Linked DNA regions of Homo sapiens: region 1 is linked to region 2. Evidence: chromatin loops called from intact Hi-C (ENCODE). Cell type or tissue: PC-9. All regions are shown on one strand. Links, peaks and the distances in the headings refer to the core of each region. The heading gives the core; the rest is flanking DNA.

What was found. Hi-C counts contacts between places; a loop is a spot of excess contacts. Peaks named below come from ENCODE experiments on the same cell type or tissue, not always from the same donor. Only the 100,000 strongest peaks of a DNase experiment are listed, where the experiment ranks them.
Region 1: a loop joins it to region 2, with 5 times the contacts of the local background. A loop is called at or near these places in 2 of 110 quality-filtered maps.

Annotation. Positions count from the first base shown.
Region 1 is chr5:20,268,939-20,286,124 of GRCh38, reverse strand. It overlaps a transcript of CDH18 not described here. Among named protein-coding and RNA genes, the nearest start is that of CDH18-AS1, 28 kb to the left of the region's middle. RefSeq lists an enhancer at 9,061-10,260. In PC-9, for the core only: no CTCF peak of the experiment used is centred there; a DNase peak (open chromatin) is centred at 9,544; H3K27ac peaks cover 2,146 bases.
Region 2 is chr5:20,346,704-20,363,889 of GRCh38, reverse strand. It overlaps a transcript of CDH18 not described here. Among named protein-coding and RNA genes, the nearest start is that of CDH18-AS1, 50 kb to the right of the region's middle. In PC-9, for the core only: no CTCF peak of the experiment used is centred there; a DNase peak (open chromatin) is centred at 10,229.

The DNA.
Region 1 (17,186 bases), core at 5,368-13,367, 78 kb after region 2:
ATAATAATAATGAGAATTATCCATTATCTATTTGTTCTCTCCGTAGCATAAACTTTTATCCAAAGCAAATATTTTTCACACTTGTTGAGCTTTTCCTTAAAAAAAATGAGCCTTTGTTTTGTTTAAAAGAAAATATGTTGCTGACAGTAAAACACTGATAGTATCACAGAAACTAACTAAAGATATGCAGAACAGGTCTTTAATTTTTTAAAAATAAATTTAACCTACATACAGAAAAGTAGAACAAAAACTCCCACTTTTACTTAGGGCACTCAAATAGCAAATATTATATCTGATACATGGCAATTCAACATGCATATTTATTGAGAGAAGTGATATTGTTCTATGATTTGACTATTACTAAATTTAAATGATTTTTCTATTATTAAGTTAAAAGGCATATCAATTATTTCATTTTCTTCTTGCATTTCAATTGATTATGTTACATGTGATTTACAAGCAACTGGCCTCCACAAAAGGGGGCAAATTGAGTATTCATCACTCATATATGCATACCTGTTCATTTAGAAATTATCAGTGTTCTTCTTTATAAATACACTTTATTTATACACGGAAGAGAAAATAAAATGAAAATCAAATAACTTGAAATGTAAGTTATAATATTTTATTCCTCCAAGCAATGGATGGTCAAGAACATGCCTCATATTATATGGCCTTATTATTATATTATATTATGATTATATTATATTATATTATATTATATTATATTATATTATATTATATGGCCATATTACATGCCTCAGATTATATGGCCCTATCTCAGGGACCAAAAAAACAAAATCCTTGAGAACAGTGGGTATTCATGACCATTGAGTGTGCTGATACAGTTGGAAAATTGGAAGACAATAAATTTTATCTGTTATAACCAGAAAATCTGATTCTCTTTGAAAAAGAGTATAATTGCAATTTTCTAAGTTATCATTGATTACTTCACATTAATTATGGTGGAATCTGTAAACTGTATTTGATTTGTGCATGCAGCAACTACCACCAGAAATGCAAATAAGCCCCCAATATACTCTTTATTTATGAGAGGGGATGGGTATGATATAACGGTTTAGGCAAAATGTATAACCATAGAATAATTTCTATGATGTATTGACTTAAACATAAAATAAAATATATCAATTCTTATTCTTAATTTCTATGTAAGAGTTTTTCAAGTAACCCATTAAATTGAATTATAGTACAACATTATAGACCATGTGCTATCCATGAGAATTAACCTTCTACACTATGGCTATGAAACAGATCCTAAATACATTGGTCCCAAATACAACTTGATTTCTAATACTTATATTTGCTCTATAAAATATTCTATAATAATTTGTCTCTGATGATTGAATCCATAAAGTGATGGTTTAAAATATTAGTTTTAAAAAAAGAATTCCCTTGCTAAATTAGCAGGATCTCAGAGAAATTGGTTAGTGGATGAGGTCAAGCTTGTTCATGGTGTCGTACTAAGTGTTTTAGGTGCAGGATTAAATGCAGTTTTTTCTGCAGAAGTTTATTGATTTTAGTGAATTGACTGACATAAACTCACAAGAAGAATAATGCTTAAGTCAAATGTCAATCGTTCCAATAACGGTGGGAAAAAATAACTCACAAGTGGATTATGGTAGGCATGTAGATTAATCAGCATGTTTTCTGTTTGTTAGAAAAACTGTATAAGCCCAAATTAAAATTTTAATGACTTTTAAAACATTTTTATAATTTTTATTTTTATGAGTACATAGTAAGTGCGTATATTTATGGGTTACACGAGATATTTTGATGCAGGCATGCACCACATCAGGTTAAATGTGATACCTATTACCTCAAGTTTGTATCCTTTCTTTATGTGACAAACAATCCAATTATATCCTTTTAGTTGTTTAAAAATGTACAACTGTAGTCACCCTGTTGTGTTATCAAATACTGGATCTAATTCATTCTCTCTAACTATATTTTTGTACTCATTAACCATCTCCTCTTCTCCCTGGCCCACTCCCCGCTACCATCCCCAGCCCCTGGTAACTATCATTCTACTCTCCATCTCCAGGAGTTCAATTGTTTTAATATTTATTTAGCTCCCAAAGTGAGTGAAAACATGTGAGGTCTGTCTTTCCGTGCTTGGCTTATTTTACTTAACATAATGATCTCTAGTTCCATCCATGCTATTGTCAATGATAGGATCTCATTCCTTTTATGGCTAAATAGTGCCCCACTGTGTATATGTACCACATTTTCTTGATTTATGTCAATGGAAATTTAATTTGCTTCCAAATCTTGGAAATTGTGAATTCTACTGCAGTAAACATGGGAGTGCTGATATATCTTTGCCATACTAATTTCCTTTATTTTGGGTATATACCTAGTAGTGGATTTGCTGGATCATATGGTAGCTCTATTTTCAGTTGTTTGAGGAAATTCCAAACTGTTTTCCATAGTGGTTGTGACAATTTACTTTCCCACCAACCGTGTACAAGGGTTCCCTTTTCTCTACGTACTTAACCAGCATTTATTATTGCCTGTCTTTTGGATAAAAGCCATTTAAACAGGGTCAAATGATATTTAATTGCAGTTTTTTTTTTCCATTTCTCTGATGATCCGTGATCATGAACATCTTTTCATATACCCGTTTTCCATTTGTGTGTCTTCTTTTGAGATGTGTCTATTCAGATTTTTTGCCCATTGATTAATCAGATTCTAAGATGTTTTTCCTATAGATTTGTTCACACTCCTTATATACTCTGGTAATTAGCCACTTGTCAGATGGATATTTTGCAAATATTTTCCCCCATTCTGTGGATTCCCTCCACTTGTTGTTTTCTTTGCTGTGCATAAACTTTTTAACTTGATGTGATCCCATTTGCCCATTTTTGCTTTGGTTGCCTAGGCTTGTGAAGTGTTACTCAATAAATCTACCCAGTCCCATGTCCTGGAGAGTTTACAAAAGTTATTTTTTTTCTAGTAATTTTATAGTTTCAGGTCTTAGTGTAAGTATTTAATTTATTTTGATAAGACAAGAAGCAGGGGTCTAGTTTGACTTTTCTGCATATGGATGTTTAGTATTCCTGGCACTATCTATTGAAGAGATTGTCCCTTACCCAGTGTATGTTCTGGGCATATTTGTTGAAAATAAGTTCACTGTAGATGTACGGATTTGTTTTTGGTCTCTCTATTTTGATGCATTGGTCTGTGTGTCTGTTTTTATGCCAGTATCATGTTCTTTTTGTTACTATGGCTTTGTGGTATAATTTGAAGTCAGTTTATTTTATTCTTTTTGCTCAGAATAAGTTTGGCTATTTTGGTCTTTTGTGTTTCATATAAACTTTAGGATTGTTTTTATTTCTATCAATAGACAAAGAGGGAATCCTCCCTAACTCATTTGATGAGGCCAGCATCATCCTGATACCAAAGCCTGGCAGAGACACAGCAAAAAAAGAGAATTTTAGACCAATATCCCTGATGAACATCGATGCAAAAATATCCTCAATAAAATACTGGCAAATCGAATCCAGCAGCACATCAAAAAGCTTATCCACCATGATCAAGTGGGCTTCATCCCTGGGATGCAAGGCTGGTTCAACATATGCAAATCAATAAATGTAATCCAGCATATAAACAGAACCAACGAGAAAAACCATATGATTATCTCAGTAGATGCAGAAAAGGCCTTTGACAAAATTAAACAGCCCTTCATGCTAAAAACTCTCAAGAAATTAGGTATTGATGTTACGTATCTCAAAATAATAAGAGCTATTTATGACAAACCCACAGCCAATATCATACTGAATGGGCAAAAACTGGAAGCATTCCCTTTGAAAACTGGCACGAGACAGGGATGCCCTCTTTCACCACTCCTATTCAACATAGTGTTGGAAGTTCTGGCCAGGGCAGTCAGGCAGGAGAAAGAAATAAAGGGTATTCAATTAGGAAAAGAGGAAGTCAAATTGTCTCTGTTTGCAGATGACATGATTGTATATCTAGAAAACCCCATCGTCTCAGCCCAAAATCTCCTTAAGCTGATAAGCAACTTCAGCAAAGTCTCAGGATACAAAATCAATGTGCAAAAATCACAAGTATTCTTATACACCAATAACAGACAAACAGAGAGCCAAATCATGAGTGAACTCCCATTTATAATTGCTTCAAAGAGAAGAAAAGACCTAGGAATCCAACTTACAAGGGATGCAAAGGATCTGTTCAAGGAGAACTACAGACCACTGCTCAATGAAATAAAAGAGGATACAAACAAATGGAAGAACATTCCATGCTCATGGGTAGGAAGAATCAATATCGTGAAAATGGCCATAATGCCCAAGGTAATTTATAGATTCAATGCCATCCCCATCAAACTACCTACCAATGACTTTCTTCACAGAATTGGAAAAAAACTATTTTAAAGTTCATATGGAACCAAAAGAGAGCCCGCATCGCCAAGTCAATCCTAAGCTAAAAGAACAAAGCTGGAGGCATCACACTACCTGACTTCAAACTATACTACAAGGCTACAGTAACCAAAACAGCACGGTACTGGTACCAAAACAGAGATATAGACCAATGGAAAAGAACAGAGCCCTCAGAAATAATGCCACATATCTACAACCATCTGATCTTTGACAAGCCTGACAAAAACAAGAAATAGGGAAAGGATTCCCTATTTAATAAATGGTGCTGGGAAAACTGGCTAGCCATATGTAGAAAGCTGAAACTGGATCCCTTCCTTACACCTTACACAAAAATTAATTCAAGATGGATTAAAGACTTAAATGTTAGACCTAAAACCATAAAATCCCTAGAAGAAAACCTAGGCAATACCATTCAGGACATAGGCATGGGCAAGGACTTCATGTCTAAAACACCAAAAGCAATGGCAACAAAAGCCAGAATTGACAAATGGGATCTAATTAAACTAAAGAGCTTCTGCACAGCAAAAGAAACTACCATCAGAGTGAACAGGCAACCTACAGAATGGGAGAAAATTTTTGCAACCTACTCATCTGACAAAGGGCTAATATCCAGAATCCACAAAGAACTCAAACAGATTTACAAGAAAAAAACAAACAACCCCATCAAAAAGTGGGAAAAGGATAGGAACAGACACTTCTCAAAAGAAGACATTTATGCAGCCAAAAACACATGAAAAAATGCTCATCATCACTGGCCATCAGAGAAATGCAAATCAAAACCACAATGAGATACCATCTCACACCAGTTTGAATGGCGATCATTTAAAAGTCAGGAAACAACAGGTGCTGGAGAGGATGTGGAGAAATAGGAACACTTTTACACTGTTGGTGGGACTGTAAACTAGTTCAACCCTTGTGGACGTCAGTGTGGCGATTCCTCAGGGATCTAGAACTAGAAATACCATTTGACCCAGCCATCCCATTACTGGGTATATACCCAAAGGATTATAAATCATGCTGCTATAAAAACACATGCACACATATGTTTATTGTGGCACTATTCACAATAGCAAAGACTTGGAACCAACCCAAATGTCCAACAGTGATAGACTAGATTAAGAAAATGTGGCACATATACACCATGGAATACTATGCAGCCATAAAAAATGATGAGTTCATGTCCTTTGTAGGGACATGGATGAAGCTGGAAACCATCATTCTCAGCAAACTATCGCAAGGGCAAAAAGCAAACACCGCATGTTCTCACTCATAGGTGGGAATTGAACAATGAGGACGCATGGTCACAGGAAGGGGAACATCACACACCAGGCCTTTTGTTGGGTGGGAGGAGTGGGGAGGGATAGCATTAGGAGATAAACCTAATGTTAAATGATGAGTTAATGGGTGCAGCACACCAAAATGGCACATGTGTACATATGTAACAGACCTGCACATTGTGCACATGTACCCTAAAACTTAAAGTATAATAAAAAAAAGAATCCAGAAAAAAAATAAATAAAATAAATAAATAAATAAAGTTTTTTTCTTCTTTCAATATTAAAAAGAAAAGAAATGTCATACATATTTTGATAGAGATTGCATTGAATCTGTAAATTGTTTGAGGTATGAGTAGTTTCCAAAATTCCTTTTGCTTTTTATTTCTAGTTTGATTCCATTTTAGTCAGATAATAACTTTGATGTAATTTCAATGTTTTTGAATTTTTTAAGACTTGTTTTGTGTGCTAACGTGGACTATACTTGAGAGTTATCTGTATGCTGAGGAGAACAATGTGTATTCTGAAGTGGTTGGATTAAATGCTCTGTAAAAAGATATATTAGGTCCACTTAGTCTATAGTGCAGACTAAATCTATGTTTCTTTGATGATTTTCTGTCTGGATGATCTGTCCAATCCTGAAAGTGAAGGATTGAACTCTGCAGCTGTTATTGAATTTAAGCCTATCTCGCTCTTACAGTTTTTGCTTTTTTTTTTTTTTTTTTTTTTTTTTTTTGAGACAGAGCTTCTCTTTTGTCACCCAGGAAGGAGTGCAATGGCATGATCTCGGCTCACTGCAACCTCCACCTCCCAGGTTCAAGCGGTTCTCCTGCCTCAGCCTCCCAAGTAGCTGGGATTACAGGTGACCACCACCATGCCCAGCTAATTTTTGTAGTTTTAATAGAGACAGGGTTTCACCATGCTGGCTAGGCTGGTCTCAAACCCCTGTCCTCAGGTGATCCACCTGCCTCGGCCTCCCAGAGTGCTGGAATTACAGGCATGAGCCACGGTGCCCAGCCTCTTATAGTATTTGCTTTATATATCTGTGTACTCCAGTGTGGGGTGAGTGTATATTTATAATTATTACATCATGTTGCTGAATTGACTTTCTGATCATTACATAATATGCTTCATTTTCTCTTTTTATAGTTTTTGTCTTTAAGTCTATTTTGTCTTATATAAATATAGCTACTTATGCTCTTTTTTATTTCTATTTGCATGGAATTTCTTTTTTAATTGCTTTATTTTCAGTCTATGTGTGTCTTTGTAATGTGTGGTTTTTTTGTAGGTAGCAGATCTTTGAGTCTCATTTCTTATCCATTCTGCCACTCTGTATCTTTTGATTGGATAGTTTAGCCCATTTACATTCAATGTAATTATTGATAAGGAAGGACTTACTCCTGCTATTTTGTTATTTGTTTTCTGGTTGTTTTGTGGTCTTCTTTTTTTCCTCCTTTCTTGGCTTCCAATCTAGGTACATGAAATATCTTTTCATTTTTTAGTTTCTCTGGTCATGTATTTTAATTTCTTACATGTTATTTTTTGTGTCTCTGTTGTAGGTTTCTGATTTGAGGTTACCAAGAGGCTTTCAAACAATATCTTATAACCCACTATTTTAAAATAATACAACTTAACTGATTGCATAAGCAATCAGACTGTCAAATAGGCAAAAAGAAAATAAATAAAAACTCTGTACTTGTTACTTTATCACCCTACTTTTTAACTGTTCGTTCTTTGTATTGTAGTTATTATTTTTAATCAGGTCATCTTTTATTTTTTATACTGAAGTTATAAATAGTTTACACACCACAATTACAATATTATCATATTCGATGTTCCTCTATGTACTTGCTATCACAAGTTAACCTTCAATTATATTTTATTGCTCATTAACATCTTTTTTTCTTTCAGACTGAAGAACTCCCTTTAGCATTTTTTGTAGGATAGGTCTTATATTGTAGAAATTTCTCAGCTTTTTTTTGTCTGGGAAAGATTGTATTTATTTTTTATGTTTGAAGGATATTTTTGCTGCATATCCTATTCTGGGATTTTTTTTTTCCTTCAGCGCTTTAAATCTGTCATGCCATTCTCTTCTGCCCTGTAAGATTTGCACCAAACGGTCTGCTGCTAAGTGTGTTGGAGATCCATCCTATGTTATTTGTTTCTTTTCTCTTGCTGCTTTTAGGATCCTTTCTTTATCCATGCTCTTTGGGAGTTTGATTACTAAATATCTTGACATAGTTTATTTCTGTTACATCTGCTTGGTGTTCTATAACTTTCTTGTACTTAAATGTTGTATATTTTTCTTGATTTGAGAAGTTATTAGACCTTTGAATAAACTTTCTACCCAGGCTCTCATTATCTATCTACTTTAAGGCCAATAACTATTAGATTTTCCTTTTTTAGGCTATTTTCTAGATGTGGCAGGTAGGCTTCATTATTGTTATTCTTTTTGCATTTTTCTCCTCCGACTGTGTAGTTTCAAATAACCTGTCTTCAAGCTCACTTATTCTTTCTTCTGCATGATCAGTTCTGCTGCTAAGAGACTGACACATTCTTCAGTATGTCAACTGCATTTTCAACTCCAGAATTTCTGCTTGACTTTTTTAATCATTTAAATCTCTTTGTTAAATTTATCTCATACAATTCTGAATTCTTTCTCTGTGTTATCTTGAATTTCATTGAGTTTCCTCAAAATGGCTATTTTGAATTCTCTGTCTGAAAGGTCACATAACTCTCTCTCTTCAGGATCGGTCCCTTGTGCCTTATTTATTAGTGAGGTCATGTTTTCCTGGGTGGTCTTAGTGCTTGTGGATGTTTGTCAGCTTCTGTGCAGTGAAAACTTAGGTATTTATTATAGTCTTCATATTCTGGGCTTGCTGTACTCATTCTTCTTAGAAAGGCTTTCCAGGTATTCAAAGGGACTTGGGTGTTGTAATCTAAGTTTCTGGTCACTTCAGCCAATCTGCACTGGAGGCACCCAAAGCCCAGTAATGGTGTGGCTCTTGAAGATTCCATAGAGGTGCTGCCTGGGTGGTTTTAGAAAAGATCTTGAGGAATTCTCTGGATTACTGGTTGGAGACTCTTTTTCCTTTCCTTCCTTTTTCCAAAACAAGCAGAGTCTCTCTCTCTGTGCTGAGTTGCCTTGAGTTGGGGGAGGGTTGACACAAACAACCCCATGGCCATCACCACTGGGACTGCACTGGATGAATCTTGAAGACAGCACAGTTCTGGTTCTCACCGAAGGCCTGCAGTAACCACCTCCTGGCTACCGCCTGTGTTCACTCAAGGACCTAGGGCTCTAAAAACAGCAGGTGGCAAAGACAGCCTCGCTTTTGTCCTTCTCTTTAGGGCAGTGAGTTCTGGTCCAGAGATGTCGTCCTGAAGCCAGGGCCTGACGTTGGAAACCTTAGGAATGTACCTGGTGCTCTATTCTACTGCAGCTGAGCTGGCATGCATGCCACAAGACAAAGTCCTTCCTACTCCTTCCTCCCCTTTCCACAAGCAGAGGAGTTTCTCCCCACAGTCACTACCACCACAGGCCTGTGGCCAGTACTGCCTGGCTACTGGTCATGCTTACTGAAGGCCCAAGAGCTCTTCAGTCAGCTTCTGGTGAATACTCCCAGGCCTGGGACTCTCCGTTCAGGGCAATGGGCTCCCCTCTGGCCTAGTGCCAGTGCAGAAATGCTGTCCAAGAGCCAAGGCCTAGAATCCAGGACCCTAACAGCCTGCTTAGTGCTCTATACCTTGTGGTCAAGCTGATACCTAAGCTGCAGGACAAAGTTCCCTTTACTCTTTCCTCTCCTTTTCTCAAGTTTATCCTGTAGCCACCACTGCTAGGAATGTGCTGAGTCACACCTGAGTCTCATCCAAGGCCCACAATGAGTAATTCTTGGCTGTTGATTCTGACTATTCAGGGCTCAAGGGTTCTTTATTCAGCTGGGGATGAATCCTGCCAGAATTTGTTCTTTGCCTTCAAGACAGTGGGTTCCCTTCTGGCCCATTGTGGGTCTAGAAATAACATCAAGGAGTGAGAGCCTGGAATGGGGGCCTCAGGACTCTGCCCAGTTCCCTATCCAACTATGGCTGAGCTGGTATCAAAGTTGCAAGACAAAGTTATTTTTACTCTTCCCTCTCCTCTCCTCAGTTGAAGGGAGGAGTCTCTCCTGGAGCTGTGAGCTGCGCTCCCTGGGATTAGCAGAGGAGTGGCACAAGTACTCACTTGGTCACCCCAGCTGGTGTCTCACTAGGTCACTTGTCCCCCATGTTCACTGGCTCCAAGCCCAGCAAAGCAGCAGGATTTGCCCCATGAATTGCAGTTCTTTTGGCCTAGACTACCTTTCAAGATTATTTAGAACCTCAGAGCAATTTATCGCATGGTAGTGAGGCTTGCTGGAAGTCACATTATGTCTGCTGGGGTGGGTAATTTCCCTCTGGCTAGGGCTGGTCTAAATGCTCCCTCCATGGGACCCAGCAGAATTCTGCCCAGTGTTGCCACTCACTGTGATAGAGCAACCATGAGTTCTGATGCAAAGTCCCCAAATCACTGCACTCTCCCTCCCCCAAAAGCAAATATTCTCTCTCTACACCATGCAGCCACTGCCAGAAGATAGGAGCAATTCAAGACTGTCTTTCCTATCCCATTCAGAGCCTGTTTCAGTGATAAGAAGTTAAAACCAGGTACTTTGATCACTCACCTGAAGTTTGATTCTTATTAAGGTGATTTTTTGTGTGGAAAGCTATTCAATTTGCTATTCCTCCAGGGAGGTTAATCAGTGAAGGCTTCTATTTGGCCACCTTGCTCCACCTCCCCCTTAATGATTCTTAATGTACTCAGAACACAAAAAATAATTGATTATTATTCATGGAAAATGCCATAAAGCATTGCTTGTGTGATACAACTGTTAAGTGGCGTATTAGTCAGTTTTCACATTGCTATAAAGAAGTACCTGAGATTAGGTAATTTAAGAAGAAAAGAGGTTTACCTGACTCACAGTTGAGCAGGCTTAACAGGAAGCATGATAAGGAGGCCTCAGAAAACTTACAGTCATGGTAGAAGATGAAGGGAAAGCAATGACCTTCTTCATATGGTGGCAGGAGAGAGAGAGAGCATGATGGGGGAAGTGCCACACGCTTTTAAGGCATCAGATCTCATGAGAACTCACTCACTATCACAAGAACAACATGGGGGAGATCCACCCTCATGATCCAATCACCTCCCATTAGGCACCTCCTCCAATTTGCCATGAGATTTGGGCAGAGACACAAAGCCGAATCATATCAAGTGGATATATAATCTCAGGTCCCAATATCATTTCTCCTCAGAAATGTGGTGAAAATAATAAAAAAAAAATCTTTAGCTTTTCTTTTCTTCAGGATCCCTCTTGTCTACTACTTATTGGCAAATCTAGTTTTCTTAGATATGGTAACATTTAAGGGCCTTGATATGGTCTTTGTGGAAAGGGTAACAAGCATGTCAAGGCAAAATGATTCATGGTCAGAGGTTTTGGAATGCTATTGCATTTTTTACAGTTCTCTCAGGCCATCACAATGCAAAGTAGTATATTAAATTTTCACCCATCATTTGAAATAATTTACATTGATTATATCCAAATATTTTTTCTATAAAGTATAAAAAAGATGTTCTCAAAGTATGATAATACGCCAAAAGCCAATGTTTTCTAGAATGGCTTTCTTGTAAGACAGTGGAATTCATTTAATTGGTTTTACATGTATCAAAATATATATATTCTTATCTTCCTAGTTTTGATACGGCAAATATACACTTTTTTTGTTTTTTAAGAACAGGTTTATTGAAATATCACTGATGTATATAAGCTACACATAAAGTTTATAACTTGATAATTATTGACATATGTACTCATCTATGAAGGCCATTGCAAAAATCAAGATAAGGAATATATCTCTCATCTCAGAAAATGTATATGTATTCCTTCTTTCTGATCCAGGAAAACACTGGTCAGATTTCTCTCACTATGCATTCTATTGACTTCTGAAAATTTTATATAAATTGTACCCTTGTAGGTTTTTTTTCTGGAAGGGATCTTCTGACTTATTTCACTCAGTATAATTATTTTGAGATTCAGCCATGCTGCGTGTACTTTATACTTGCTAAGTAGTATTATATAATATAAACATGCCACAGTGTGTGAATTCATTCTTCTGTTCATAAATATTACATTGGTTGATTTTTCTAGCTCTGGAGGCTAGAAGTTCAAATTTAAAGTGTCAGCAAGGCCATGCTCTCTCTAAAGACAATAGGGAACATTCTAATATGTACCTTTCTCTTTGCTTCTGATATTGCCTACTTTGCTAGCAATCCTTGCCATTCCTTGGCTTGTTAGAGACATTTCTGAAACTTTCTTCTTTCATTGTTGCATAATGTTTTGTCTCCGTTTCTCCACCTGTATCCCTCTTCTCTTCCGACACCACTCATGATGGATTAGAGCCTACTCTAAAGAAATCATCTTAACTTATTTACATCTCCAAAAATCGTATTTACCTGTAAGTACTGGGGGTTAAGACTTCAACATATCTTTTTAAAGGATACACTTTAACCTGTAATGACTGATTTCTCAGAATCTTAACTTGGTCTATTTTAATGTAACATCCTGGTATAGGTTTGATGTTATTGCTATATCCATGTTTGGGTGAGTGTCATAGTAGTCATCTATTTACTGATAGCTTTAATGATAGACAACTGATAACACACATGGATAAGCCAAGAAATAGTAGCAATGTATTTCTAGCAAATATAAAATATGTATTTTTTTTAGTTTGAATTTTTTGTCAAGATTTAATAATTCAGAAATTTTACATAAAAACCTAGATGCCACACTAAACCTGAAATATCAAGCACTGGGCAACAGAAGTTCTTAGTTATCATACTGCATCAATCAATTGACAGCAGTAATACTAAGGCATATTCAGTAAGTAATATGATTGATCATTTTAATATTTTTCTGAACCATTTCATATTGCTTCTTGAGTCAAATTTATTTTTCCATATTATCTGCCTTGCCCTCATAAGTATATGTATTTTTACTCCAGTCGACCTTAATCTCTCGAGCTCTTTGAACATCAAAACAACTTCATAATATAATTATAACAAACCCACAAGAACACAAGGCCCAGAATGAGAAAGATAATGTTTTAATAATATTTATAGGCACCATATTGTCTATGCTAGGTCCCGATATTTCTGTTTGTTGAATATTTCCTAAATAATGCATTGAGCTTTATTTTGTTTTTACAAAACAAAAAATGTTTTGCATCTTAGTACCTTAAAATTACAAGACTCAAATGAGCAAAGGACAGTTGCAAATATATGAATAGAGATGGAAATTTCCTAAATAAATGTACTTTTGCACAATCCTAAATGATTATCAGCATATAGTAAATTGTTTGCTTACAAACAGTTAAATCTATTCACTAGTTTATTCTTAGTGTTTGCCCGTGTGCATTAACATTACTGCATTTTCATTAGCATTTAGCTATTACATTGAAAACTTTCACATTAGGGAGTATGGAGAAAAGTGTTTACCCTTTGATGGAGAATAATAGTGGTCATTCATGATTTCCTAGAAATCCTTGCAGTGGTTGCATCCTCAAAATTATTTTACTTATTATTATGTAGAGGTTACTGGTTTTAACTGAGGTACAGAATATACATTTGTAGAATGACATAGAGGGAAAAAAATGAATGGACTTTGGAATCAAACAGAGCTAGTGCTATTTGTTAGTATGTTATGTCAATATAAATATTTTACATTTAGCTTCAGTTTTATCTTCTGAATGAAGGAAATAATAGTATGGGCTGTTTATTATTATTGTAATGTTCTGTTTAGTCTCACTCCAAAAAAAACAGGAACTTGCTCTACTTTCTTCTGTATTTCCATCCATTGTTCTACATTAATTATTTTCTTGAAGCATACAAAATGCTTTTTTTCTAATCTAAGAAAACAAAACTTTATCTACTCCCTCAACATACTGTGTCAAAGCCTTCCCTCCCAATCAGTCTTTGAAACAAAACAAACAAACAAAAAAAGTTAATCATGCTTACTTTTTACTTTCTTATTCTGCCTTCTCTCTTAAGCCCACATCATTGAACCTTTGACCCAATCCATCTCAGATACTGCTCTCATTACAATTACTAACCATCACTCTTCAGTCCTTAAATTAATGTGTCTCTCTGTGACTCTTTCTATTCAGATTTGGTTTACAGATCTCTACTTTAAGTCCACTTCTTCCTCTTAGGCTATCTTCAGTCTGTTTTGCTACTTGCTTTCCTCTTTATTTTGTTTAATTATCACTGCCTCTCCAAATCCTATTTTTGATCCAATTCACTTAAAAAATAGACTGGAAATGTTCACCTCCCTTTAGTTTTCCTTAATTCTTTATTCATAAAAATGTCCAAAATGTTGAAAAAATAGTGCAGCTAATACCTACAAACTTAAATTCACATCTCTCTCTCTCTCTCTCTCTCTCTCTGCCTCTCTACAGCAAGTGGCAGATGTTATAAAACTTCCTCTCTAAATATTTCAGCATAACTCTTAAATAAGAAACATTCTCCCATACACTAGTATTCTACCGCCATAACAAAATACTACAGACTGTGTGCTTACACAACAGAAATTTATTTCTCACAGTTGTCATGGCTGGAAATCCAACTCAAGATGTAAGCAGGTTTGGTTTTCCCTGAGGTCTGTTTCCTTGTCTCATAGATAGGCATCTTCTGGCTATGTCCTCACAAGGCTCTTCCTGTGTGTTTGAGTGTGTGTGACGTGTGTGGTGTGTGTGTATATCATTGTTGTATCTTCTTTCTTTTTTAAATTAATTTTGTTTTTAATTAACACGTAATCATTGTACCTATTTCTGGGGTAAATTGTGATGTTTCGATACATATATAGATTGTGTAATAATCAAATCAGGATAATTGGCATATCCATCACCTCAAACACTTGTCATTTCTTTGTAGTAAAGACATTAAAAATGCTCTCTTCTAGATATTTCTGGATAGACAATATATTATGGTTGACTATAGTCACCCTGTAGAGCAATAGAACACAAAAACTTATTCCTCTCATTGAGCTCTACTTCGTAATCATTGACCAGCCTCTCGTGAGGACAACAGTTCTAGTGGATTAGGGTCTCAATCTTCTGATCTAACTTATCCATAGTTATCTCCTTGAAGATCTTGTCTCCAAATCCAGTGAAAAAATAAGTTTCCTCCTTTTTATTTTCTATTTTATTTATTTATTTATTTACTACTTAACTTTTATTTTAAGTTCAGGGGTACATGTGCAGGCTTGTCATATAGGCAAACTGTGTCATGGAAGTTTGCTGCACAAATTATATCATCACTCAGGTATTAAGTCTAGTACCCATTTAGTTATCTCTCTTGATCCTCTCCCCCGTCCCACCCTATGCCCTCAGATATGCCCCAGTGTGTGTTGTTCCCCTCTATGTGGCCCATGTTTTCGTCATTTAGCTCCTACTTATAAGTGAGAACATATGGTATTTGGTTTTGTATCCCTGCATTAGAGGTTGCTAAGGATAATGGCCTCCAACTCCATTCATGTTCCTGCAAAGGACATGATCTCATTTTTTTATGGTTGTGTAGTATTCCATGTCCTATATATAGCACCTGTTCTTTATCCAGTCTACCACTGATGGGCATTTAGGTTGATTCCATGTCTTAGCTATTGTGAATAGGGCTGTAATGAACATACATGTGTATGTGTCTTTATAATAGCATCATTTATATTCCTTTTGGTATATACCCAGTAATGGGATTGCTGAGTCCAATGGTATTTTTGTTTTTAGGTCTTTGAGGAATCTCCACACTCTCTTCCACAATGGTTGAACTAATTTACACTCCCACCAACAGTGGATAAGCATTCCTTTTTTCTCCACAACCTCGCCAGAATCTGTTATTTTTTGACTTTTTAATAATAGCCATTCTGACTGGTGTGAAATTATGTATCATTATGGTTTTGATTTGCATTACTTTAATGATCGGTGACATTGAGCTTTTGTCATACGGGGAACACCATTCATTCCTTAACATCTTACATAACAACAATATCAATATTCCTTTCAGGAAGTTTAACAATTCTATATCATAAAATATTGTTTATATTCTAATTTCCACATTTGCCTTCAAAAAGTTTTATAGCTAGCTGTTTCTATTACTCAATATCCTATCAAGATTCACATTGCAACTAGGTGATTTATGTCTTTATTCTTTTTTTTTTAAACAAAGAAATCTCCTGCATCATTTTATTTATTTTTACTTTTCCTTGTTTATGTATTGTTTTACATTGATTTTATTTTTGAAGCATTCAGGTCATCATCTTGTCTAATGATTCACAACTGGGATATGTGAGAGTGGTTCCTCATGATCCAGTTCAGGTTCATGTTTTTTTGGCAGGCTTGCTTCATAGGTGACATGTAATTCCTATTGCATGTTGACTTATCCTGGTATTATTGAGCTATCTTTATTTTTGAATTCTGTACATTTTCTTTATCTCCTTTCCATTTGTATACATATATGGGGGTATATGTGCAATTTTGTTACATTCATAGATTCCCTAGTGGTCAAATCAGGGCTTCTAGAGTATCTGTCACCTGGATAATGTGCATTGTACCCATTAACTAATTTGTCTTCAATCTCCCCACTTTTACCCCTTCACCCTTCTAAGTCTACAATATCTATAATTTCGTTTTCTACATACATATGAATACACTGTTTACACTCACTTATGAGTGAGATTATGTAATATTTGTCTTTCTGTTCCTGGCTTGTTTCACTTAGGATAATGGCCTCCAGCTGCATCCATGTTGCTGTGAAAGACATGATTTTATTTTTTCCATTGCTGAATAGTATCCCATTGTGTATATATAGCGTATTTTCTTTATCTATTTAAACACTGATGGATATTTTTATTTATTCCATATATATTCTATTGTGAATAGTGCTGTGATAAACACAGGAGTGAGGTATGTTTTTGATATATTGACATCTTTTCCTTTGGGAAAAGTGGTGGGAGTGCTAGATCGAATTGCAGTTCTATTTTTAGTTCTTTGATAAATATCAATACTGTTTTCATAGAGACTGCACTAATTTACACTCCCATCAACAGTGTATAAGAGTTCCCTTTTCTCCACATTTTCACCACTATCTGGTTTTTGCCTTTTTAATAACAGCCCTTCTGATTGGGGTAAGATGTTATCTCATTGTGGTTTTGACTTGCATTTCTTGGATGATTAGTGACGTTGAGCATTTTCACATTTATGTGTTGGCCATTTGTGTATCTTCTTTTAAAAAATATCTATTCTTATCCTTTGCCCATTTTTAATGGGATTATTTGGTTTTGCTGTTGTTGGTGTTCAGTCATTTGTGTTACTTCTATATTGTGGATATTAATCCCCTGTTGAAGAAATAGTTTGCAAATATTTTCTCCCATTCAACAGG
Region 2 (17,186 bases), core at 5,266-13,265:
AGATTAAAGATTATTATTTAAATTAGGGTTCAGCAAGGTAGCTGGAAGAAAGCAATAATTTGGTCTTTTTTGCTATCCTGTTAAAAATAATGGCCACACAGAGCAATGAATGGGGTAATACAGATACTTACCAATGCTTCTGGAACTGAGAAAGTGTAAAAAAAAAAAAAATTAACTTTGCTAAAGTGGGATCTGTTGTAAACTGATGGGAGTGCAGAAGGCAGACAAAAGAAGAAGGGCATTTGAAGCAGAGACAGTGTTCTGATGCCACTGTATACATAAATATGAAAGACTAAGAAGCAGGGGGAGTAAAGGAGAGGGTAAGGAAAGATACATGCAAAGGTGGAGCTAAAGTGTCATTAATATGGGACGTAACAGAGACACATGCTGGCTTTTTTTTTTTTTTTTTTTTGATACGGAGTCTCGCTCTGTGTTGCCCAGGCTGGGTGCAGTTTCAGCTCGCTGCAACCTCTGCCTCCCAGGTTCAAGTGATTCTTCTGTCTCAGCCTTCCAAGTAGCTGGGATTACAGGCACGTGCCACCACACCTGGCTTACTTTCGTATTTTTAGTAGAGATGGGGTTTCACCATGTTGGCCAGGCTGGTCTTGAGCTCCTGACCTCAGGGGATTCACCCTCCTTGGCCTCCCAAAGTGCTGGGATTACAGGCGTGAGCCACTGCACCTGGCCACATGCTGGCTTTTAAACAGGACAGTAACATAATCCGAATGCATTTGGAACTATTTGTATAGTGGCACTGAGACCAGTTGAATTTGTTGACATAGATATCAATGGACACAATCCAGGCTAGAGAGGACGATGGCCTCAACCATGGCAGTAATATTAGGAATAGATAAAAGGTGGCAAAGGCAGTCATACCTGGAACATAGAATAAAAAGCAAAGCTTCCCCTTGATCCTGTTTCTACCATAAAGCTCCATGGTCTAGTATGACAACTACTTTTTCAATAGTATGCTAAGCTCCCTTCCCACTTACTTCTTTGTTTTCCTTGTAAATGCTACTACAGTTCAACTTTAACTCAGTCCAGCAATTTCTCCCAATCCTGTATGGAGAATGTAGCATACAAATGGTTCAAGAAAATATTACGGGCTAAAGGTAAAGATTTAGAATACTCAATATGAAGTTGGTAGTCGATCTACAAGCAGGGAGAAACATTCTTTAGATCTGTTTTTCTACCTTCTTGCCAGGCATCACTAGCATGACTCTCCCTAGACAGTTTGAATTTAACATGTCTAAAAAGGAATTCATTGTCTTTTCTTCTGACATCTACTTCCTTTACTTTGTAGCTTGTCAGTGATCTATACAACTTCCAAAGCCAAGTAGAAGCAATGAAGCTATCTTCACTTTAAAACATTCTCTCAGATGCAATTTGATGCCACCTATTAAGCTAGGGTCAGAGAAAAAAAAGTGACTAAATTTTGCCATTTGAAGAAGCTTCAGCAAGAGGGAGTACAGAGGATACTAATTATTTTAGATGAGTACTTAGTTCACATGCTTCCTCGGCGCTGTATCAACAGTATCCTTGATTAGTCCTCCTCCTTATTAATTTATCATCTAAAATCATTTTTTTCATTGAGCCCAGTCCCATTTTGCATTAGAAGCTGTGCCACAGTGTACTATGTATTTTGCATTTGTTTTGCTGCAAGTATAGTGAATGTGATGAGTTATGTGTCTATTTCTCAAGAGGGAATTATGTCTCTAGACCAAACAGGAAAGTTGAATTAATGTAAATGTTTATGATTCCTGCCTGACTAAATTACATTCCTTGACATTAATTCGCTAATTTACCTTTGGGGAAGAATATGTACGTATACTTCCCTCATTTATTAGGTTATCAAATATGCATGATTGACTCTGGCATGAATGCAAATAGTAATTTCTTCTCTTCATATTCTTGGTTTACAGTCAATTAAAATTGTCTTCAAGTAACATTTATACTAAACGTTTACTGATATTCTTTCTTACCCTAGTTAATTCACTCTAGTCATATTTATTGAGCATATACTATGAAACATATTTAAAATTTTTCTTATTTAAAATAGTTTGAAAACAGTGGAAATAAGCTAACATAATGCACTTTAATGTAATGTGTAAATGTTGTTAGATGAAAATAACCTATATAATCATAAGCTGAAGGATGAAGTTGATAATATAGATACAGTATTAAGAAACCAAATATGCCACTTTAGGCCCTTGATTTCAGTATATTTGCCAGTATAACTCCCCAGTTTATCAGCCAGTTTCATGAGGGTAATATACTAGCAAGGCATTTTAGTTATCTGTTTTAGTGTAAGAAATGCAAGGTGTTTCCTAATAAAACCACATTATTTACAAAGATAGGGACCCTTAATACATTTATAGTTTTTATGATTCCAATAAGAACATAAAGAAAACCTGTGAATAATTAGCTTAATATTTTATCAAACAGTAATAGCAATACTCCAATTGAAGACATTAAATTGGACCATATCTTATTAATTAAAAGATGGCACTACTTAGAATCTTTTTTTAGTATAAAATGACTTCTCTCGCTTAAATCACTGTTTAATAGCTAATTAATGTAACAGTTTTTCAGTTATTAGTTTGGCATACAGATTAATATCTTCTATGTTATATTAGCACATAATGTTTTGTAGTAAGTCCCTTGATTTCTTACTAACATATTTCTTTTGACTGATATCATTCATAACTCAGGCATTTTTTTTGAAAGAATGAATGAATGAATGAACAATTTTTAATCTAAATTTGGTAGAAAGCATTGCAGAACTAAAATTTGAGGTAATTTCTCTATTCCCTTCTATTAGTACTAGCTTTTAATTCTTCTTTAAATACATATTCTATTTATATGTATACTTCAAAGTCTCTTGGTATTTTATTGTGTGCCAATGTATTAAAATAAAATCACTTATGGTTGAATACTCTATTACAATGTTTTTAAAAGCATTTTGCCTTTGAATATATATCTTCGATTTGAAATTTTTGTGAGTGAGGAGGTAAATCATATCTTTGCAAGTGTCATTGTATACTTCCTAATTGAAAAAAAATTAGGCTTACACAGGTGTATATAGAAGCTTTAACTATGTAAAATGTAAAGCAATAGCAATAACAATACTAATGCTGTAACCTCAACAGCAATCACATATAAAATATGCAGATTGTACTGACTGATAGAAGTATGATGTTGGCATAATTAATCTGCTAATTGTGTCATCTTGAACACACACCCAACTATTGTGATGAAGGATAAAGGCAGGCTTTAGGCTATTGCTTGGATTCAATTTTAAGGAATATTCCACCCAGATCAGGGAGGCATTATATGCTGTGTCTTATTTAAAATGTTGCCATTTGGCACCTAATTCCTGGGGCAGAATTCCAACCAAATTGTAAGTAGGAATGATGCCAACCTAACAGATGGGCCTAATGTGCCAAAGCCAAGAGTCCATGCTCACATATCAAACGTGTTTACTTAGGGCAGGATTCCCAGTTATAAATCTTCAAACATGTTCAGAAAAACTGTGCCAGCATGAAGAGGTTGCCCTTTCTTTAATCCGTCTAGAGGGAGGATTAACCTTGAATTTATTTTTAGAGAAGCAACTTAGCTACAAAAGTCCTTTATCTTTGTAAGCTGGAGAAAGAATAGATAGTTATGGATTCATATATTTCATGCCTGTGTTATTAGTCTAATGTTTATCTAATGGTTTATTATAGTTACAATAATATAACTATATATTATAGAATTATATATAATATATAACATATATTATAGAATTATATATAATATATAACATATATTATAGTTACAATAATATAAGTATATATATATAAAATGTCACTAATCCAAGTTTGTTATTGATTATATTCTTGTTAAACTACTGATCATTACTGATAAAGTGGCATAATGTATTGGATAAATTTTTTAATAGATTATTATATATTTCATCACTATTTCTATAATATTCACCCAAAGCTGTAAAGTTATAAATAATAATAACTTTCTAACTTTATAAGACAGTGAAAATTCATGTTTCACTGGGTCGTTTTTATCCACAGATGACTATTGACAAATAAGTGTAAAATGAGTAAGTTGCAAATGTTTTGTTGAGGCTAAGCATTATGATAACACATGTAATGAGGAAATATCTTAGAGAAAACTGGTGGAGAATTAGTGGTTTACTAAAACAGGCTGATATATATATTCCTACTTGAAGTTTAATGGATGCATAATAAAACCTGCTGAGGCTGAGCTTAGTTCACTAAGGTGGTTAAAACACTTCAACTCCATTGTTCTCTTCACATAATTTAACACATGACAGGGGCACCGAAGTTTAAAGAATGTTAAGTACTTAAAGGCCATAGTTTATAAAGAAAATATGAACCAAGAGGAAGATTATTCTTTTAGCTGCTTTCAGTGTGAGAACAATGTAAGATCCCCAAAGGCAAAACATGCTGTAAAAATAAAGCTTCTGAATGCTTTATATTCCATAAAAAATGAAATTCTAATCTTTAGATTGTTTTACGAGGATTGCTTCATTATTAGCAACAACTCTTATTTTACAAACTTTATATTTTTATTAAATAAGCAAAACATGTGAATAGTAGAGATATTAGACATTGTAAATGTACATACAGAAAAGGGCCAATAAGATGGGCATGGTGGCTCACACTTGTAATCCCAATATTTTGGGAGGCCGAGGTGGGTGGATCACCTGAGGTCCCGAGTTTGAGACCAGCCTGACCAACATAGAGAAAGCACTTCTCTACTAAAAATACAAAATTAGCTAGGCATGGTGGCACACTCCTGTAATCCCAGCTACTTGGGAGGCTGAGGCAGTAGAATCACTTGAACCAGGAGGCGGAGGTTGCGGTGAGCTGAGATCACGCCATTGCACTCCAGCCAGGGCAACAAGAGTGAAACTCCGTCTCAAAAAAAAAAAAAAAAAGAAAGAAAAAAGGCCAATGCATCACTCCAAATCCAACATCAGGCTTAAAAATGCAAACATTTCTTGAATATTTTTATATGTACATATGTATATTAAAATAAGATCACACCAAATATATAGTATGGACATTTGTTTTTTGTTTTGCTTTACTTAAAAATATATTGGGACCAGCTTCTAATTTCAAAGAATGAGCCATCTGCTGCATCCATTTTAAATAAACAGTATGCTCAGGGCATTTAGGTTGTTTGCCATCTTGCACCTTAAAAAAACCTGTAACTTCCTTAAACATATTGAATATATATTTTGGAATATATTTCTGAGTGTCTTCTGAGGTTCTAACCCTGTAAGTGGTATTGCCTGGTCAAATATTACACATATTTATGCATATTGAATTGCTCTGTAGAAAGTTAAGTTGAGTAAAACCTCATATGAATAATGCATAAGGATGTAACACCTACCTCTCCACAAAAAACGCTAGCTATAATCAGAAATATCTGTACCCTTTATCACCTGATAGGAAATGGGATGTGTTTTTAATATCTATATTCTTATGTCAAACTACTTTCAATTCTTTGGTCTAGGTCTCATTGACCAATTTTATTATTTTTGTTTTCTTGTTCAACTTTGTTTTAGAATCAGGGGGTACCTGTGCAGATTTGTTACATGGTTATATTTTATGATGCTGAAGTTTGGGATATGACTGAACCTTTTGCCCAGGTAGTGGGCATAGTACCCAACAGGTAGTTCTTCAGCCTTCGCGCCCCTCCCTCTTTCTCTCTGCCCACTAGTAGTCTCCAGTATCTATTGTTTCCATATTTATGTCAATGTGTACGCTTAATGTTTAGCTTCCACTTATATGTGAGAATATATGGTGTTTTGTTTTCTGTTTCTGCCCTAGTTTGCTTAGAATAATGGCCTCCAGCTGCATCCATGTTGCTGCAAAGGACATGATTTCATTTTTTATGGCTGCATAGTACTCCATGGTATATATTAACCACATTTTTTTTTTTAATCCTGCACACTGTTGATGAGCATCTAAGTTGATTCCATGTCTTTGCTATTGCAAATAGTGCTGCAGTGAGCATGCAAGTGCATATGTCCTTTTGGTAGAATCATTTATTTTCCTTTGGGTATATACCCAATAATGGGATTGCTGGTTCAACTTTTGTTATTTGAGAAATCTCCAATTTGCTCTCCACAGTGGCTGGACTAATTTATAGTCCCAATAATAGTGTATAAAGTCTCCCATTTTCTCCACAGCCTCACTAACATCTGGTATTTTTTCACCTTTTATCAAAAGCCATTCTGACTTGTGTGAGATGATGTCTATTTGTAGCTTTGATTTGCATTTCTCTGATGATCAGAGATGAAGAGCATTTTTTCATGTTTTTTGGCCGCTCTTATATCTTGTTTTGAGAAGTGTTTGTTTATGTAATTTCCTTGTTTCAACATAATAACAATAGAAAGTTATTTAGTTTTGTTATCTAATAATGATAGAAGGTTATTTTGGTATATTTTTTGCAGTTTTTCTATCAGAGCATTTGGCTTATGTGTGTGTTGATTTGTGCCAATGTTTATTGGTTATTTAGCTAATTTTCAAACTAGTGACAATTGCAATTTTAGCATTTTGCATACATGCTTCCTTCCTTCTCTTCCTCTCCTACTTTTAAGGAGAGGATATTCTGTTAAATAGTTTAATCATGTTTCTTTTCGCCTTTGGAATCACATTAAAGATCTTTTTTCTTAATGTTAAGTAACATCATGCATTCTCATTTTTATATAAATGTATGTATTAAAAGCCATCTGATTTTTTTTCTCATAAAGTGTCAGGTAAATATTTGTAGTTTATCTTAATTTCTAACATGTTACACTAACACTACTTATCAAATGTCTTCTTTTTCCTGAGACTGACTTACAGTTATTACTGCATATATATTGCTATAGTTATTACTACATATATACTGACTTACAGTTATTACTACATATATATGTGTGTGTATATATATGTATATATGTATACACACGTATATATACATGCATGTATATATAGAGTATATATATAGTATATATGTATGTGTGTGTATATATATGTGTGTATATAGGTATATATGTGTATATATACATATATACGCATACATAGGTATATGTGTGTGTGCATGTGTATATATATATATATATAGAGAGAGAGAGAGAGAGAGAGAGAGAGAGAGAGACCTTGGTATATATCCATATCTAGGTATGTTTGGTTGTATTTCTTTATCTCCTGCTCTGTTCTCTTAATATGCTTGTTTTTCCTCCCAGTATCATAAAGTTTTAATTCAATTAATAATGTATTTTCCTATCTGATAAACAAAAATCCTCTTTACTCTTGATTTAATCTACATGCTGTCTATATTATTAAAATTTATAATAAATCTCTAGTCAGATGAATTTCTAAGCTAACTCTTTATATATCTTGAGTCATCTCAGCCATTTTTTCTTCCATGTGCATTTGAGATTACCTTTGGTGGGAGTGTTTTTTGTTGTTGTGGTGGTTTTGTTTGTTTGTTTGAGATGGAGTCTTGCTCTTTCGCCCAGGCTGGAGTGCAGTTGCGTGATCTCAGCTCACTGCGACCTCCGTCTCCTGGATTCAAGCAGTTCTCCTACCTCAGCCTCCCAAGTAGCTGGGATTGCAGGCACCTGCCACCATGCCCAGCTAATTTTTGCATTTTTAGTAGAGACGGTGTTTTACCACATTAGCCAAGCTGGTCTCAAATGCCTGACCTCAGGTGATCCGCCCACCTCGGCCTCCCAAAGTGCTGGGATTACAGGCATGAGCCACTGAGCCTAGTCTGGAGTGTTTTTAATTTTAGAGTGGGTTTTAAAACAAATTTTAATGCTTTGATCGAAAATAAATGTACTGATATTCCTATTTTAATGTAGGACAGATATTGTAAATAAAGTATATTTTGTATTTAGGGTAGGAAGTTTATTTGTATCTGTTAAATCAAAATCATTGAATGTGCTTGTCAATCTGTAACATTACCTAAGTTAATTTGGTCTGTGAATAATTGACAATAATATGTGACTCTTGTGCTTCCATTAGTGTCCTATGTTAGTGCTACATCATAACTAATGATAAATTCGCCATGAGTTGTATGTAAATATTAGGCTTGCAGCATATTCAGCTTGATGTAGATAAAACTTCAGATGCATAAACACTTAGCTATAAATATACAAAAGTAGTTTTACCTTACCTTAATATATTGTTTTCCAATTAAGAAAATTTATCATGAGGTAGATTTTTTAATTCACACAGTAATCTTTGTATCATAAGTAATCATAAGTAATCTTCACCCTAATTAATGAGCAATATACACTTTCTAAAGATTGCTCTTTCAGTCTCAGACTCTAAGAGGTCTTCCAAAATAATTAAATGTTAAGTCAAAGAAATGTAAGATTTTTTTGGCCACCCATATCTTTCAAGCAGGGTATTGTACTTGAAAAAGAAAATAACCTTCCACTTAGCTATAGGCTATGTTTAATTCATATGTGAAATGCTACCTCCAGATGAGTGTGACATTTTGAAGAAGACATGTCAAGTTTGGAAAAGTTCAGAGACAAAACAAAATGATCAAGGGCATGTGGTTGCTTTCATGAGAAGATGCTACTGGAGTTGCCAGAGGCATGTTGTAGGGAGAGCCATACTGCCCTCCCTCATCTTGACACAGACAAAAGGCAGTTTCTTCGTCTTACTAGCACAACTGCATAGGCAGTTAGATATGCAGGGCATTTGTTGGGGGAATCACTTGTTAAGAGAAAGGGGAAAGGAGCTGGAGATGTCTGGGAGAACATTTACACCATTATGGATATCTGACACCTTAAATAAGGAAGAAAGATGCAGTGTGGGCCTATGAAAATTCTAGCAAGGTGATCAGGCAGGTACCCTTTGGAAGAACATTTCCCGGTAATTGGCCCTCGTAGTAAAGTGGTCCTGGTCAGATATTGTCTTGGAGCAATTATTGGAAGCATACCTTTCATGCAGAAGGGTTGTAGATATCATAAAGTAACTGATTTCACTGGTTAATTATGTTCATATTGGTAGGAGATCTGATAATCCTATTGTCATGGTTACCAACTCAGATCTCTGATTGTCCTTTCAACAGTATGACACCACTAAATCTCTTCTATACAAAATTTCTGATTCTTTGCTGAAGGATGGATTGAAAAGCTTAGGAGTTGAGACAGGCACGGTGGTTCACACCTGTAATCCCAGCACTTTGGGACACCTAGGTAGGTGGTTCGCTTGAATTCAGGGGTTCGAGACAAGCTCAGGGGTTCGAGACTAGCCTGGGCAACATAGCAAGACCCTGCCTGTACAAAAAATCGCCACGTGTGGGGTGCACACCTGAAGTCCCATTTGGGGCAGGAGGATCGTGTGAGCCCAGAAGGTGGAAGTTGCAGTGAGTGAAGACTGCTCCACTGTACTGCAGCCGGGGTGTTGGAGGAAGACCCTGTCCCTAAATAAATAAATAAAGCAAGGTCAGGAATTAAGTAAGAGCATAAAATGTCATGTTACATAATTAAAGCATGCTTTCTTATTGTGAATAAAATTATAAATAGTTTTGCTAAATTTAACGTATGTTAAAAAATGTTTCAAGTAAGGAGGATTCCCTCAATTTAAATCAGTTAATATAAAATTTAAAAGTAAAAGCCCTTTATATAATTGGATAGCAAAGTACCACCATGCACTTTTATCTTACATTTTAGAATGCATCTTTTTAATGTATTATTTATAATGTTTTGTTCTTCAGTGAGAAGTTAAAACTATCAAAAAAATAATTTCTGAAAACTCTATATCCAAAGTGGATAAGCTGCTTTAGCTTCCAATAAAAATAATTGTAGTTACACTTTCTTTAAAACAAGAATTCAGCTTTATAGCTGATGGAAGCAGGAAGCTAAACGTGCTTCTCCTTAAAAAGAATGATTTGTTTAAAAGTAAATTGACCGAGAAGCCTTTAAGAACAAGAAAGTTCTAATCATGGTGGGCAAGGGACTCTTTAGCTTCCAGTATACGGAAACCTGTCTAGTTTCCTTTCCATTCTTCAACCCTGTGGGAGAAAGGATGAAAGGATGCAGGAACTCTGGGGGCTCAGCTGGTGCAGAGTGCCAGAAAAGACAAATTATAGCTTTGAAGAGCTGGGAAATAGTCACATAAATGAATCAGCCTTGCTAAGGTGGTAATGGCTGATTGCTGCGAGATAAGCTATTCTGAAGAGACTTTGTTGCCAAAGCCTGAAGGTTGAGGACAAAACATGAGGAAGCACTTCTGACTGGTAGCCTGAATTCCTGAACTCCAGGTGAGTCAGAAGAGAACATTCTAATAAAATACAATATGTAGGATTAGGGTGAATGACGATGGTAAATTAAACAGAATATAAAAGTTAGTGTGCTGCATGGATATTATTTCTTTTTTGAGCTTGTTCTAGGGGAAATCTAGCATATCTTTATTAATTCTGATTTCACTTAATTCATTAATGTATTTTAATTAAAGCACAGGAAGTGGTGCATAACATCTTATTAATAATTTATAATATGTGGTCATTCTATTTGTCTTATTGAAAAGCAATCTCTGAAAAGCCTCATATTACTGGCAAGCGCATGTATGCAAACTGGAATATTGAACACACACACACTTGGGCACTTACAGGTAAGCTGCCAAAAGCAAAACACGAAAACCAAATTGAAAGTTACTGAATTGAAAAGCAAAGTGGAGGCTGTTGTAAGTAACTCACATATGAAGGACCAAAAATGTATTCCAATGGAGGCATACACCACCATGAGAAATCACAGTACTGTTGTATATAACCTTCTTTCAATGATTAGGGAAAAAAAATGAATTAAAAAGAAAAACCATTTTCATATTATTTGTGATACACTTGAGAGAAGCCATAAAGGCTTCCATAAGAGTGTTCCTACCCATTAGTGTTTATAACTACAGCTAAGCTTTTAATGCTACTACCAAATTGTTTTAATTCTAGCTTATTATAAGATGAGGATATCTAGCAAGAAAAATGCCTAAACAATAAAAAAGTATAAATCACATCAGTGTCATCAATGAAAAGAACATTAGGTTATTTTTTTTTTATTTTTATTTTTTTGAGACAGAGTCTCTCTCTATCGCCCAGGCTACAGTGCAGTGGCGCCATCTTGGCTCACTGCAAGCTCTGCCTCCTAGGTTCACACCATTCTCCTGCCTCAGCCTCCCGATAGCTGGGATACAGGCGCCAGCCACCAGGCCTGGCTAATTTTTTTTTTTTTTTTTTTTTGTATTTTTAGTAGAGACGGGGTTTCACCGTTTCAGCCAGGATGGTCTCGATCTCCTGACCTCTTGATCCGCCCACCTGGACCTCCGAAAGTGCTGGGATTACAGGCGTGAGCCACCCGTGTCTGTCCAGGTTCTTATTTGTACATAGAAAATTTGTAATATTAAAATGAGATAATCATAGTAGACCTTTCAACAACCAAGATTTGGGGTGCTGGCCCCCCACACAGTCAAAAATCTATGTATAATTTTTGACTTCCCCCCAGAATAACTGTATTCTTACAATAAAGTAAACTAGAGAAAAATGTTATTAAGAAAATGATAAGAAAAGAGAAAATATGTTGACTATTCATTAAGTGGAAGTCATCATCATGGAGGTCTCCATTCTCTTCGTCTTCACATTGAGCAGGCTGAGGAAGACAAGCAAGAAGAAAGGTTGGTCTTACTGTCTCAGAGTTGCAGAAGCAGAAGAAAATCTGCTATAAATGGATCCTCACAGTTCAAACTCGTGCTGTTCAAGGGTCAAGTGTGTATGCATTTGGATCACTTGCATAAATGATTGATGCAGATTTTTTGCTGAATAAGATTAAATACTGCTTTATAAGCTTACTTTGAGTTTAGGTTACCTGGTTAACCTAAACTACTGAGCTTTAGCTGGATAGAAGAGGTGAGGGGCTTTCTTAGCTTTTGCTCTCACTGCCAGTTTAGCTTCTTTAAGAAAGTTTGCTCCAGTGGACTCGCTGGTTCCATACTTTTGCAGTGCCACATAAAAATTTGAAATACCGTAGCAAAAGCAATACCGAAAAGTGAAGATCTTACCCCACCAACAGGCAAAATTTGCTTCTAAATTTTGAGTTGAGTTTTGATTCCAATAGCCAACCGGTGGCAGCATAAATAGATTGCCATCCACAGCCACGGGAGTTCTCTGTTTTCACAATGGACATTCATATCATGACTATTATATCTTGACACTACTAAATCTTACGCTTCATTTACCAAAATTGTATTTTCCTACATCAGCTGGTCCAAAAAAAAACATTTTCAGCTATTACATGGTGATACTGTATGGACAAACTAAGTCTCTTAAAGTTTACAATACTGGAAATAAAAAGATATAAAGAAATAATTAAGTGTGCTGAAAAACAAAATCTTCAGCCTCTGCCAGATGATCTGTGCCTCTGTATCTTCAGGTAACATCACTCCAACCCTCAAATAAATGACAGCTGCTGTTAATGTTGCTTATATTGCAAATAAAATATTTCTAGAAAAGCATTTTATATGTGTTCGTTAATTTATTCAGCAAATAGTTATTGAATCTGTACTAAGTGCTTGCCACTGTTCTAACCATTTGATGTATCAGTGAACAAAAAAAAAAAACAACCCCCATGGAGTTGACATTCTGGTAGAAGGAGACAAAATAAGCAATAACACACACGCACACACACACACACACACACACACACACACAAATACATTTACTATGTTTGGAGCAGGTAAATGTCAGAAAGTAAAGAGATAGTCATGGTAAAAGGAATTGATTGTGCTGGGAGGTGCAATTTTAAATAGAACAGTTAAGGTAAGCCTCATTGTGAAGATGACATTTGAGCAAAGATTTGATGAAAATGAGTATGAAAAAGTTCTCCTTTTTTTTTTACTTTTCCAAAATGGAAGGATTTAGGAGTTTTTTGAGATATTGAATTAGCCTATTTTCTACCTGTTAATTTACCCTCTTTCATTATGAAGAAACTAAAATTTTCAAAGAAAGAGCAATTCTAACCTGAATAATATTCCAAAAGACTCAGATGAATAGCTTCATTTTGATAAATATTCATTCTTCCTCTTCCTCTTTTATTCTCCAAATTCTAAACTACCTTCATATATCTTATTCACTGTCACAGTTCTGAAATGTTTGCCTCCAGAGAGCACACTGAATAATCATATAGATTCTTAAACAGATCCTCATATAGCTAAACCCATAAAAGTCATGAAACACAGCAGTGTTAACTCATCAATGCATGAGAAATTCCCATGATATGAAAGTCTGCACAAGACAATTAATCTATGATTGGTTTTGTATATATTGGCAAGCTGGGGATGGTAGTTTAACAAAAGTAATTACCTTTATGAAGTAATATTTTAGGTAATAATTTTGTCAGATTGATAATCCAAAAATGGAATACATTTAACATTGAGGAAATTGAATTTACTTCTGTGTCTATAATCTATTAGCTACAATATGGTTAGAAATAAATATTTCTATAAAGTTGACTTCTTTGAATTAAATTAAATGAACCATTGAAACATATCATAAAACACATATATTAAAAATCACTGATTCATACTTCATTTTTGTTTTTATTGTTTTCCATTGTGTATATCAAATTGAAAAGCCTGGTGCTGTAACAGGTTAGAGGTATTATTATGAGATATATGTTTCCACTAAAAACAAAAAGAAATTTTTTTGTAATGTAAGAATAAATATTAGAATAAATCAGTAAGCAAGGAGACACCTTAGTGAGTCCATGTATTGCCTTTTGAAAGCCACTTATCTAAACATAAAAATATTACACGAGAACTCAAAATATTTTTTGAGCCAGGCTTTACTATTTCTGCTTCCAGGTTGAGTAAGCTAGGTTGGAAGGATATTTCAGATGTGCTTTCTTGACCTTGGCCAACTGTGACATCATCTTTAAAACAATGCAAACTGCTGTGCATGATGCTGTATATGAAAAGTTGAGGTTTTAGAGCATTTCAAGCCTTATTGGCTCCAGCTCGTTTATCTTAGAAGATCAGAAATTTGGCTGAAAATATGTCCCATTATTTTCCTGTGTTAATAGTTATGTAATATGATTTCTTCTTAGGTCTGACAAAATGTAATCTGACTTATCTTTTGAAAATTGGACATGTGCAATAGAGTGTTAAATATGAAAAATAACATTCATTAAACTGACAGATAAGGAGCTAAAACATTATATCTTGTAATCTTTGTGTATTCCCTGTGCTTGATATACTGATATTATATCCTTTTCATGTCTTTACTTACTATGAATACATAGCCCAAGAACTTCTCTTCAATAATCTACTATTTTATCTTTTATCTGTGCATTTGAACTTTAACGCCTGCTGGATCAAACACTTTCTTTCATCAATAAGATGAAAAGATTTTCCATGTATTATTCTCAATTTCAAAAATAAACCAGCGTATTCTGAAGATTAGAGGCAAAAAAAGACAGAGGTTCCCGAGTATTCAATGAATTCTGCATTTTTAACGGATGTAAATTGCAAATGAGCTTAAATCACATCATACTAAAATTCGATCTTTTGTCTTGAAAAAGGCAAAATAGAATACAAAAAAAATATATCTCCAAAGTACTACTGTTTGGTTGTAAATGCCTAAAATTTCCACAATAAGTGTGAGTAAAAGAAATCTAAAATGGCCTTTAGAAGTTAGTTTTACTCCTTTATGACATCACCAAGCCCTTTATTCTATTCCTTTAGTTATGGAACAAGGTAAGAAATCATAGTCTATAAAAGTATCAACTTTTTAACTATTCTTGATTTGTGATAATTGCATAATAGGTGACTTTGATGAGTAATGTTTTTCTTTAAAAAGTAAATACACATTTCCAATGCAGAATCTAACATTAGTAGAGATAAAATACCTTTTAAAAATAATTATACTTATTTAAGGAAAAGTAATTATGGCTTCTGGACCTTATATCAAAAAAAGTAAATGTTTTAGGGCTTGCACAAAAGGTAAGTTTTTGTTTAGTTTTTTGAGAATGAAGGGCCAGGAACAATGGATCTGCTTATAGAGAAGGGTGGGGATGGGACTGCAAAAGTTGTCAGATTTAATGTTCCCTAAAAAAGTACTTTCATCTGGAAGCTGGAAATGCCTCATCCCATCTTATGTGTAGGAATGCACTCTCTTCACTTTATGTTTGTATGTGCTTTTCCCTGTCTTGTATTCCATTGTGGATTCTTATATTTCCAAGCTGCTTTCTCAGTATGATGCAAATTCCCTGAAGTCTCTCACAACACTGGTCACTTGATCAACGTTTCTGTCTTAAACACATTTCACTCAGGTTTTTTCCTATCTTTGTCAGAGCAACAAATTATTTTCCTCCACACACTCTGACAAGCAGCCTCACTACTAACAGCTTACCAAAACTGATAAGGAAAAGAAAAATGCTTTTTAAACTGCACAGATCTTTCATTAATCATTGTAAATATTTTATTCAGCTGGCTTCTTGTCAACCTACATTTTGCATTAGTATTTTCTCTTGTATTGTAATTGTCTACAAGACAGATTTGCCTACATGTTTGCCTTTGAAAATTGTGATTAAGCAATTAATGGATGTCTCTTTGTTGTTAATGAGTTTGTTATTCCATGCTATGAAATCTTATTTTATATCCAAACAGGTTTGAGAGAAAGATTAGATGTGGGATAAAGATATTGTCTAATTTACTCATAGCCACAAATTTACTAGAAGATCTAGATTACATGAGTAGTGGGGGATCTTTTTTTGTCTTATAACAGTAATGCATTATTTTTCAAGAAAAGAGTTGAGAGTGTTGCAGTCTGCTTAGTCCCTAGTACAGCTAAGTCCAAATTCTTGTCCCACAACCAAGAAGAATGAGACATGCAGACATTGGAGAGTGAGTAGAGTAGGATTTATTAAGCAAAAGGAAAGTTATCAGCAAAGAGAGGGGGCTGGAAAGCAAGTTTCCAGAAACAGGACTGAGTTCCTGATATGTTATGTGGCAGAAGCCAGGAAGTCTTCTGTAGGTTTTTCTCCAAATGGGAGAGGTAAATGTTCCTCCTATGGGTGTTGCATCTGCACATGCTTGAGTTTGGGCTGACTGACTCCCTCTTGGTTATTACCCATGAATGCTTAACCAAAATCCATGGAGGGGCTAAACACACAATGCTGATATCATGTTAACAATATTATATTTAGCAAGGTTAAGACAAAGATATTTATTTTGATGAATTGTGCCTGCCCCTAAGTTGGGACAGTCCCTGTGAGCAGCACCCTGGCTTAAGGGGAAGCTCTTAACCACATTTCTTCCCTTTAGCTGCATAGGCAGTTTAGGTGCTGTCCATGGTTGTTCATGTGAATATTGCCTCTCTCTGTTCTTCTCCACTGATCCTCCCTCTCGATCTGCCTAACCAGCTCCTAACTGCCTCCTCTCTCCTTCCCCATTCTGGAGTAGTGACCCTAATTGCGGTTTAGGGAAAAGGGAAGAAAACCACACTAGCTGCTCAAGCTGTGAGGGGACATTGTTTGTGTGGCAGTCAAGAGTCATGCAGAGGGTGGTCTAGCAGGCCTCGGAAGAAGGACTTGTCCATGTGGGGTGCCATCTGCATCACCATCTAAAATTTGATGACCTCTAGGTGAGAAGAAACAAATTTTACAAGAAGGTTTAATATGCAGAGTCCAAGAAGCAGAGCTAAGACAATCATTACCAGAAGTCCTAATAAGTGGGGGAACCATGTCATTGAAGGGAGATATCCTTTAATGGTATTTCATATATCTCCAGCTAAATGGGTCTTAGCACCCCTTAACAATTTAGCTCTACAAAGTAGATGGTTGGCTCCAAATTCAACCTCTCCTTAGGAGTTAACATAAAAACAACAAGAAGTATCTGCTATAGCACATACCCCTCATTTTTCTGCTAAGAGATAATCAAGGTCTATTCTGTGATCCATCACCTGATTGGCAAGTAAATCTAATGACATTTGGAGGACCTTAAAACCCTGAACAGCATCTTCAGCATATTGTTCAATTACACTTGATGCATTTTGAATTGTTTATGCATTGTAAACTATTCCTACAACCGAGCCACCTATGGATGTAACAGCTGTTATTACACTCAAGGCTATAAGACCTACTCCTCGTTTCTGTTTGGTACGTTCTTAAT